Regions from separate parts of the Homo sapiens genome. Here region 2 is linked to region 1. The links are chromatin contacts, found by Hi-C or POLR2A ChIA-PET in ENCODE. All regions are on one chromosome and are shown on one strand. The core of a region is the stretch at or near the end of the contact, and the rest is flanking DNA. Distances in the headings are between cores, read along the strand shown.

Region 1 (4,318 bases), core at 746-3,245:
TGACATGCACAGACCAGTTCCAGGTCACAAAGCTGTCCCTGGCTGCAAGTCTCACCACCTGGGAGAAACCTTGGCTTCAGCAACTCTCCTCCCACTGCAGTCCTGCGACAGGAGAGAGCCTAACTCCAGCACCTACTGCTGGGGCACTCTTGATACTTGCTGCTCAGTGCTGGCTATGGAGTCCCATCTCCCATTCCAGAGCAAGTGCTCCAATCTCTGACCTGAGACTACGATGCCTGCTGTGGCCACTGCTGCCAGGTTGCCAAACAATGTCTCTAAACTCTCAAAATGGTACTAGCTGTGGGCTTGTGATAGGAGAGGGTGGGGCCTCTTTGGCAGGCAGTGGCTGCAGCTATGGTTGCCCAAGCTCAGGCCGAGGGTGAGGTGCAGCCCCATGTTAAACTCTCAAAATGTCGCCTTGGACCAGGAGCCAGAGAGGGCGTGCACCACCCAGGCAAGCAGTATGGGCAAGAAGCTGTGGGGAGTGCAGTGTGATCACGTCTCAGTCTCACAGCAGCTCATTACAGGGCAGTGGGTATTGTCCTAGATAGGCGTAGAATGGCCTGGATTCCCTGTCAATCCCTGCCCAGGCTGGCAGCATGGGGGAGGGCAGTTCACTCGTGTCTCAGTCTCCACAGCAGCTTATAGCAGAGTGGCAAGCACCTTCCCGAGGGTGCATGGGAGCGCCCAGTCTTGCCTCTTCCTCCTTGGAGCAGCTGCAGCTGTGTCTGTAGATCCCTGGTATCTGGGCTCTCAAAGTGGCTCCCAGCTGAGACTGCTCCAGGCTCAGATGCCCGTGGGATTCTGTGTGGGTTCCCTTTCTGGAGCAAGATTCCTGTGCAATCTTTAGGCAGCTCCGTATGTCAGGCATGAGGCCCCAGTGGGTCAGGGGTTCCTCCCATAGCCAAGATCGTAAAAACCCATTTTGGAGCTCTGGGGATTTCTCTCTCACTGTTTCCCCAAGGCCAGAAACCTCTCAGCTCTCAGTCAGCTCTCAGCTGAGCAAGCTGCCTCGAACCCTCTCCTCAATTACTTCTGGCACTTATCATCTCTTCTCCGATGAATTCAAGTGTTCCCTTATAGACAGTTATTCTGAAGGCTGAGAAGTCTAAAACTAAGGTGCTGGCAGATCTGGTGTCTGATGACAGCCTGCATCCTGGTTTGCAGACGGCTATCTTCTTGTATCCTAACATGATTAAGAACAGAGAGAATGGCCTTCTCTTATTATCTTTGAAATTCAGCTAAGACCCTGAAGCCAAAGAGACCCACTAGGTACATTTCTGCAGAATTTTATTTTAAAATGCCCAAGCTCATCCTTAAAATACCAAACTTCAAAACGAAACACAGAAAATAACAAGTGTTGGTGAGGATGTGGAGAAAATGCCAAAAGACAGGCAATAATAAATAAATAAAAATAAATAAATAAAACTTCATTAATTACCTTCAGCCAATTTAAGAGAAGGCTATACATTCATTATGGGGTGCTTTGTTTTTTGTTTTTTGTTGTTTTTGAGACACAGTCTCGCTCTGTTGCCCAGGCTAGAGTGCAGTGGCACGATCTTGGCTCACTGCAACCTCCGCCTCCTGGGTTCAAGTGATTCTCCTGCCTCAGCCTCCCGAGTAGCTGGGATTACAGGTGCCTACCTCCACACCTGGCTAATTTTTTATTTTTAGTAGACACAGGGTTTCACCATGTTGGCCAGGCTGGTCTCAAACTCCTGATCTCCGGTGATCCACCCACCTTGGCCTCCCAAAGTGCTGGGATTCCAGGCGTGCGTCTCTCTGCCCGGCCTATGAGGTGCTTTGAAAGGCATTTTTAGAACTAGAAAAGCTTTGGCTTTTTCCCTCCCTCCCTACTGCTAAGCCAAGTGAAGGAGTCCAAGCAAATCAGTCACAGGGACCAGAAATGCCTACGAGAAAGATTTGTATCTCACTTCCTGGCTGGATGTTTACAGAGCCCTGACATCACAGGCCCTGGTGCTGCTTCCAGACCATAGAGAACAACAAGTGTTCTTAGGAGAGCCAAAGAGCATCCACAGGCATTTGCTGGCATCTTTGCCTGGTTTCCATCCATCTCAAGAACGCTGAAGGCAAGAGACTGGCTGGAGCAGCATGCAATTACAGGGTGGGAGAGAGGGCTGATTAGATGGTTAAGCTTTAGGGAGGAAAAGGATGGACAGTGTTTTCCCATTGACCAAGGGAACCTGAAGAGAGTAGCAAGACATGCATCATCTGGAACAGACCCTGACCAAAAGAACTACTGCCTGAAGCCAGGGGTCCCCAGCAGGAAGAAGCTGTGTAGAGTGAAGCCCAGAACATGTGGGGCAAAAGCTGAGAGAAGATTTTCAGAAGCAACTGGAGAATGACCAGAATAGGAGGAACCCCCTGCATCCCCACAGGGTGCCCTGGAGAAGCTCTATGTGAATTCTCAGATTAACAGAGGGAATGAGTCCCAGCCAGTATTATCCATGAGAGAATCACATACAATACCAGCTAAGTACAGTGACACTTTGCTCCTCTTTCTCTGATCTGCATGCTGGATTCTATACTAGAGGAATTAGAAAGCAGGAAAGAGATGAGAAATAGTCAGAAAAACACTGAAAGAACAGTCATGCTCTCCTTCCTCAGAGTCAGAAGTAAGAAGAGTTAAGGAGAGAAGATTCAAGCTATATATGAGATTGGACTAAGTTTTTTTTTGGCTGGGGAGGGCGTTGTTTTGTTTTGTTTTTTTAATACAGGGTCTCACTCTGTCACCCAGGCTGGAGGACAGTGGTGCACTCATAGCTCATTGTAACCTCAATCTCCTGAGCTCAAGTGATCCTCCCACCTCAGCCTCCTAAGTAGCTGGGACTATAGGCATGCACCATCACACCCAGCTAATTTTTTTTTTTAATACAGACAGGGTCTTGCTAGGTTGCTCAGGCTGGTCTCAAACTCCTGGCCTCAAGTGATCCTCCCACTCAGCCTCCCAAAGTAGTGGAGTTACAGGCGTGACCCACCATGCCCAGCCCAGACTAACATTTTTAATACCTGAAAACAGGGGCTAGGCACAGTGGCTCATGCCTGCAATCTCAGCACTTTGGGAGGCCCAGGCAGGAGCCCAGGAATTCAAGACCAGCCTGGGCAACATAGTGGGACCTCATGTGTACCAAATACACACACACACACACACACACACACACACACACACACACACACACACAATTAGCCAGGTATGGTGCATATTCCTGTAGTCCCAGTTGCTCCGGAGACTGAGATTGAGGATCACTTGAGCCCAGGAGGTTAAGGCTGCAGTGAGGCAACAGAGTGAAACCATGTATTAAAAATAAGAAACCATGTATTAAAAATAAGAAACAAACAAACAAGGACTCTTGTTACAGCTGAATGTGAGCCAAAAGCTATGAAATCTACCAGAGATTGAAGTTACAGAGCACAGAAGGGAGATTTAGCATAGTATGGTTGAAAGCAACCAAGGGAGAAAAAGTTGTTTCCCATTTGTACCTCTCAGAATTTAGCCTTGGGCTAAACTCATGTTATGAAGCAGTTACCCAAATCAGGCAAAACATTACTATTTAATAAAGCTTGATGGTGGGTGTAGTCACCAGCCTTCAAGATGGCCCCAAGGATCCCCACCTACTGTTATTCACAAGCTTCTGTAATTCTCTGCCACACAAGGGGACCAGGGCTGGTTTGGTTGATCAATAACATATGAGAGTAAGATTAGATTATTTTAAAAGACTGTGGCTTCCTCTCTGTCTCTCACTCTCTTCCCCTCTCCTCTTGCTCTAGGGGAAGCACGTCCTGTGAAGAGTCCCACATGTCAAGGAACTGAGCTTCTAGCCGACAGCAAGCAAGAAACCAAAACCTGCTAACACGGGTGAGTCTGGAAGCAGATTCTCCAGCTCCAGTTGAGCTTTGAGATGACTGCAGCTTCATCTCACACTTGACTTACCTTGCGAGATACCCTTAGCCAGAACCACCCAGCTAAACCACTCTCTGCTTCCTGACCCTCAGAAATAGTGTGAGATAAATTTTTGCTGTTTAAGCTGCTACATTTTGAGGCGATTTATCCCACAGCAGTAGATAACTATTATAGTGTACACATAAATACTTGATATACAAAAAAAACTCATAATAATTTAAATATATAGCACAAAGTTTTCCCCCACGTTTACCATCTTGAAGCTAAAGTAACAAGAGCTCTTAGGGGTGAGGACATTCAGAGAATTTAGAAACTATCCCTGACTTGGATGAAAGATTCTTATATTCCCCTGAGAGCACACTCATAAAATAAACCAGGATTTAGAAATAAGAAATG
Region 2 (4,378 bases), core at 295-2,794, 290 kb after region 1:
ATCTCTGGACCCAACCACTGGGCTGAGCTTCTTTCTGGAACTTCTTGAAACAACAAGAACTCAAGGCGCAACAGTTACAAAAGTGAGTTTTCTTTTTCTTTTTCTTTTCAGACGGAGTCTTGCTCTGTCGCCAGGCTGGAGTGCAGTGACGCCATCTTGGCTCACCGCAACCCCTGTCCCCTGGGTTCAAGCGATTGTCCTGCCTCAGCCTCCCGATTAGTTGGGACTACAGGCATGCACCACCATGCCCAGCTAATTTTTGTACTTTTAGTAGAGATGGGGTTTCACCTTGTTGGCCAGGGTGGTCTCTATCTCTGGACCTCGTGATCCGCCCGCCTCGGCCTCCCAAAGTGCTGGGATTACAGGCGTGCGCCACTGCGCCCGGCCGCAAGTGAGTACTTTTTCACAGTGCATACCCCAAAACCTGGGGACCCTGAGTTACAATATCACCTTAGTTTGCCCCTAGTCAAGGAGCTTTCTAAAACTCACCCCAAGTCATCTCAAATATTACATCTTATTTACCAGAATTACGTCATATTATCGTCTCTGTCTTCCAGAACCTTAAAAATTTTAGGATAGTCCATTATTGCACCTAGCAAAATCAGTGTTCTTTTGGTAAGAAAGCAGGAGTAGATGGATACTGTATTTACAACTTGAAGTCCCTACCTCAGAAACCACCATACTTTAGGAGCCTTCTGTTATACCCATAGGTTGGCCTCATTTTCCATAACTGTGCCTCTTCTGAAAGCATAAAACTACAATATGTCATTCTTACATATTTCTGTACATTAATCTTATTTTTTCCCTTAGCTTTTATTCTCTTAACTTCCTCAATAATTAAGTTGGTCTTTTTGAATGAGATGGTTGCCCTCCAAATGTTTTGAAAGCAGAAGTGATTAATGTTTGTAAGTCAATATATGTTATAGTATTTTATTGTTCATACTCTGTCATTTCCTCCTTTCACAGACCAGTAGATATACTTGGTTATAAAGTCTATAATCCCTGAATTTGTTTGCTTTTCATGACCATCTGCACTGGTTTTATTGTCATCTAATGTAGGTGTTAAGCCATTGTCACTTTTTTAAAAAAATAGTTTTGCCAGAGTCAGTGGATCACGTCTATACTCCTAACACTTTGGGAAGCGAGGTGGGAGGATTGCATGAACCCAGGAGTTCGTCTTCATCGAACGAAACAAAACAAAACAAAAATTAGCCGGTATGGTGTTAAACACCTTGTAGTCCCAGCTACTCGGGAAGCTGAGGTGCGAGGATCTCATGAGCCCAGGAATTCCAGGATGCGGTGACCTGTGATCATGCCACTGCTCTCCAGTGAGTGAGCTCTTGTCTCTAAAATAAATAAATTAGATAGTTTTATTGAGATATAATTTACATAGCATAAAATTAAACCTTATAAAATTCATTGATTTGTAGTATACCACAGAGTTGTGCAACCATGACCCCTATCTAATTTTAGTATACCCCCAAAAGAAACTCACTATCCGTTAGCAGTCACTTGTGTTCCTCTTCCTGCCACTTCCAGCCCTTTGGCAACCGCTTATCTACTCTCTTGTCTCTATGGAAATGTCTGTTGTGAACATTCCATATAAATGAAATCATATAATCTGTGCCCTTTTGCATCTAGCTTTCTTTCACTTAATGCTCTCAAGATTTATTCATGTTGTAGCATGTTGTTAAGACAACTTCCTTATCAGATAATGATTTGCAAATATTTTCTTCTATTCTTTAGCTTGTCTTTTCACTCTTGATTTTGATGAAGCCCAATTTATGTTTTCTTTTGTTACTTGTGCTTTTGGTGTCACATCTAAGAAACCATTGCCCAACTCAATGTCACAAAGATATTCTTATATGTTTTCTTCTAAGAGTTTGATAGTTATGGGTCTTACATATTGGTCTCTGATTTGTTTTGAGTTAGTTTTGTATATGGTGTGAAGTAATTTCCCAACTTTATTTTTTGTATATGGAAACCCAGTTGTCCCAGTACTATTTAAGAGACTCTTCTTTCCCCCATTGAGTTGTCTTGGAACCATACCAACTTTTTTAAAAAGTGGCTTTAGAAATAGTTGTGCATAAATAAACATGATTTTTTTATTCTTAATATTGAATCTGGATATTTAGAAATGGGATAGAGTTTTTAGTCCTTAGATAAGAGCTTACTTCCCTGTTTACAATTACTAGGATAGCAAGTAGCTCACAGTAGGAACTCTGAATAGGTTTGTTGAATATATATGGATGGTGTCTTGAGAGGAAATTGAGTGGGTGAATTTAAATGCTGTTGGAGCATTCAGTTAGAGATACTAAAATCATAAACCTTCTTATTTGTAGTAATATAGTGCTATAATAAGAGGCATAGTGATGATTCTTCTTTTTGCTTTGGTTTTTTATTTTGATTGTGCTGAGTATTCATACTTGTTTGAGATGCCAAGGTGCTGCTTTCTCAACTGGCAAATGTTTTAGAATAGGAAAACCTTTGCTCACAACATTTTCCCTGCAGGCTACTTTAAATTTTGCCTTGAATCTCAAAGCCTATGTAACATTGTATCAAAGCAACTCGTTTTATGCATCTGTGTTGGTCATTAATGCTGTTTGCCAAATAGTTTTTGTTCTCATCCTTCATGTTAGGGGCTGTGACTAATTCTGGCCAATAAATGAGTTGTGAGAAAAACAGATGTTTGAAAGGAAATTGTGCATCCTAATATTGCTGCAGTATTTAAGTTCCAGTATGAGATCTTCAAAGCTGTCTTTTTTTTTTCTTCTTCCGTTCTCAGATCCTGAGGCAACATTTTGAGGTGCTATTCCCCCTGAGTTAAAAAAGACCTGTCAGGCTGGGCTCGGTAGCTCATGCCTGTAATCCCAGCACTTTGGGAGGCTGAGGTGGGTGGATCACCTGAGGTCAGGAGTTTGAGACCAGCCTGCCATCATGAAGAAACCCTGTCTCTACTAAAAATATAAAATTAGGCAGGTGTGGTTGTGCATGTTTGTAATCCCAGCTACCCGGGAGGCCGAGGCAGGAGACTCTCTTGAACCCGGGAGGTAGAGGTTACGGTAAGCTGAGATCGTGCCATTGCACTCCAGCCTGGGTAACAAGAGTGAAATTCCGTGCCCCTCCCCCCCACCAAAAGAAAGACCTGTCAATAAGGAATGGACAGCCTGAAGAAGTAAATTTTATTTTAAGCCAGAGATTTTATGGTTCTTTGTGTAGCTACATAACCTGGCTTACCTTGACCGAGTATTTTTTTCTTGTTAGATTCTGAGACTTAGATAAGAGTATTATTATTATAATAGTATGGGTATTTCAGAAATACTTAGATAAAAGTCAAGGATAAGGGAAAGTTAAGATACATGGTATTGAACAATTAGCATTTTTGAGTTTTACTTTCTTGCCCTTATTGTTTTTTCTCTTTTTTTCATTGTTCTTAATTTTCTTTTATGTTTTGTTTCCATAGTCTAACTGGTGAGGTAATCACGATCAATAGTAACTTGAACTGAAGAATGGTTTTGTTCCAGTATATGTTTCTGCTTATAGTCACTGAAAAGTTTCTCATCTATTCCAAAGCCCTGCTTCTGTGCAAATTTAGTTCCTACTACATCAAGAAAGGAATTTTAAGGATCAGAACTACAGAAACATTCAGTTGATTTCTTTGACCTGTTGAACACTGTTCTGACATTTCAAGTAGTGAATGTTTTGTAATGAATGAGTCTTTTGTAATCTTTGTGAAATAATTTGTAAAATTTCGTTAATTGATCTTTTGTCAATATTAATGCAAGTTAGAGAAAAATGTTCTTTACTGGCACTGTGTAATTGAAATCAGTTACAAAGAATATTCTTAGTATGCAAACTTAAGTATATACATTTGCAAAGGAGAATTTTATTTAAAAAAAGTGATTGATGTAGTTTCTTTACTGTGAAAAGAAAAATGTTTTCCTGTTTTTAAGGTGACTTGTTTTTTTAGTCCCCTCCTCTCATATGAATTCCTTCATAAAATCTATGATGTTTGGTAAAGTAATTGATCAGCTGTCTTAATATATATATATGTGTGTTGTGTGTATTTTTAGGGCTGGAAATTGATTTTTAATGATAAAGTACAGTGGACAGCACAGAGGGGGCTAAGCCAAACTGTCTGGGATGCTGTGGTGGCAATGAGCTGGCCACACAAACTGCTGCTGCTGCTGCTTCTAGGTGGCTGCCTTGCTGGTGAGGTCCTTGCCTTCTCTGTAGCTGCCAGTGCCATCTCCTTTGCCTGCTCCTTGGCTTCCTTGGCTGTCTCAACAAGTGTTTTAGAAGGGGCCTTGCATTTCATCTTTGCCAAGATATATTCAAAACCCTTCATAGTCTTGGTCACGTTGCTTTTGAACTGGGC

Evidence for each region. Hi-C counts contacts between places; a loop is a spot of excess contacts on that map. ChIA-PET counts read pairs that join two places held with the same protein, here RNA polymerase II (POLR2A). Pooled maps may share reads with other maps.
Region 2: a pooled map shows a loop between it and region 1 (2.6-fold over the local background). The contact joins the promoter of JMJD1C-AS2 here to the enhancer-like site in region 1. A Hi-C loop is called at or near these places in 2 of 168 maps with a recorded cell type or tissue (PC-9 and endothelial cell of umbilical vein) and 7 of 50 pooled maps. POLR2A ChIA-PET finds 5 or more read pairs at or near these places in 4 of 52 experiments (Caco-2, T-cell, activated CD4-positive, alpha-beta T cell and 1 more).

The regions. Positions count from the first base shown.
Region 1 is chr10:63,720,353-63,724,670 of GRCh38, reverse strand. No RefSeq gene overlaps it. Among named protein-coding and RNA genes, the nearest start is that of REEP3, 200 kb to the right of the region's middle. Within about 2 kb of position 1,995, at least 9 of the 41 ENCODE cell types and tissues checked have a DNase peak (open chromatin) inside an H3K27ac peak, as active enhancers do; they include endothelial cell of umbilical vein, where a contact is called at or near this core.
Region 2 is chr10:63,427,741-63,432,118 of GRCh38, reverse strand. It overlaps JMJD1C-AS2 (JMJD1C antisense RNA 2), which reads right to left and starts at 1,544. Exons shown (of 2, transcript NR_134312.1): 1 at 1,496-1,544; 2 at 917-1,346. All of the region lies in intron 1 of JMJD1C (jumonji domain containing 1C), which reads left to right. It also overlaps the pseudogene PRELID1P3.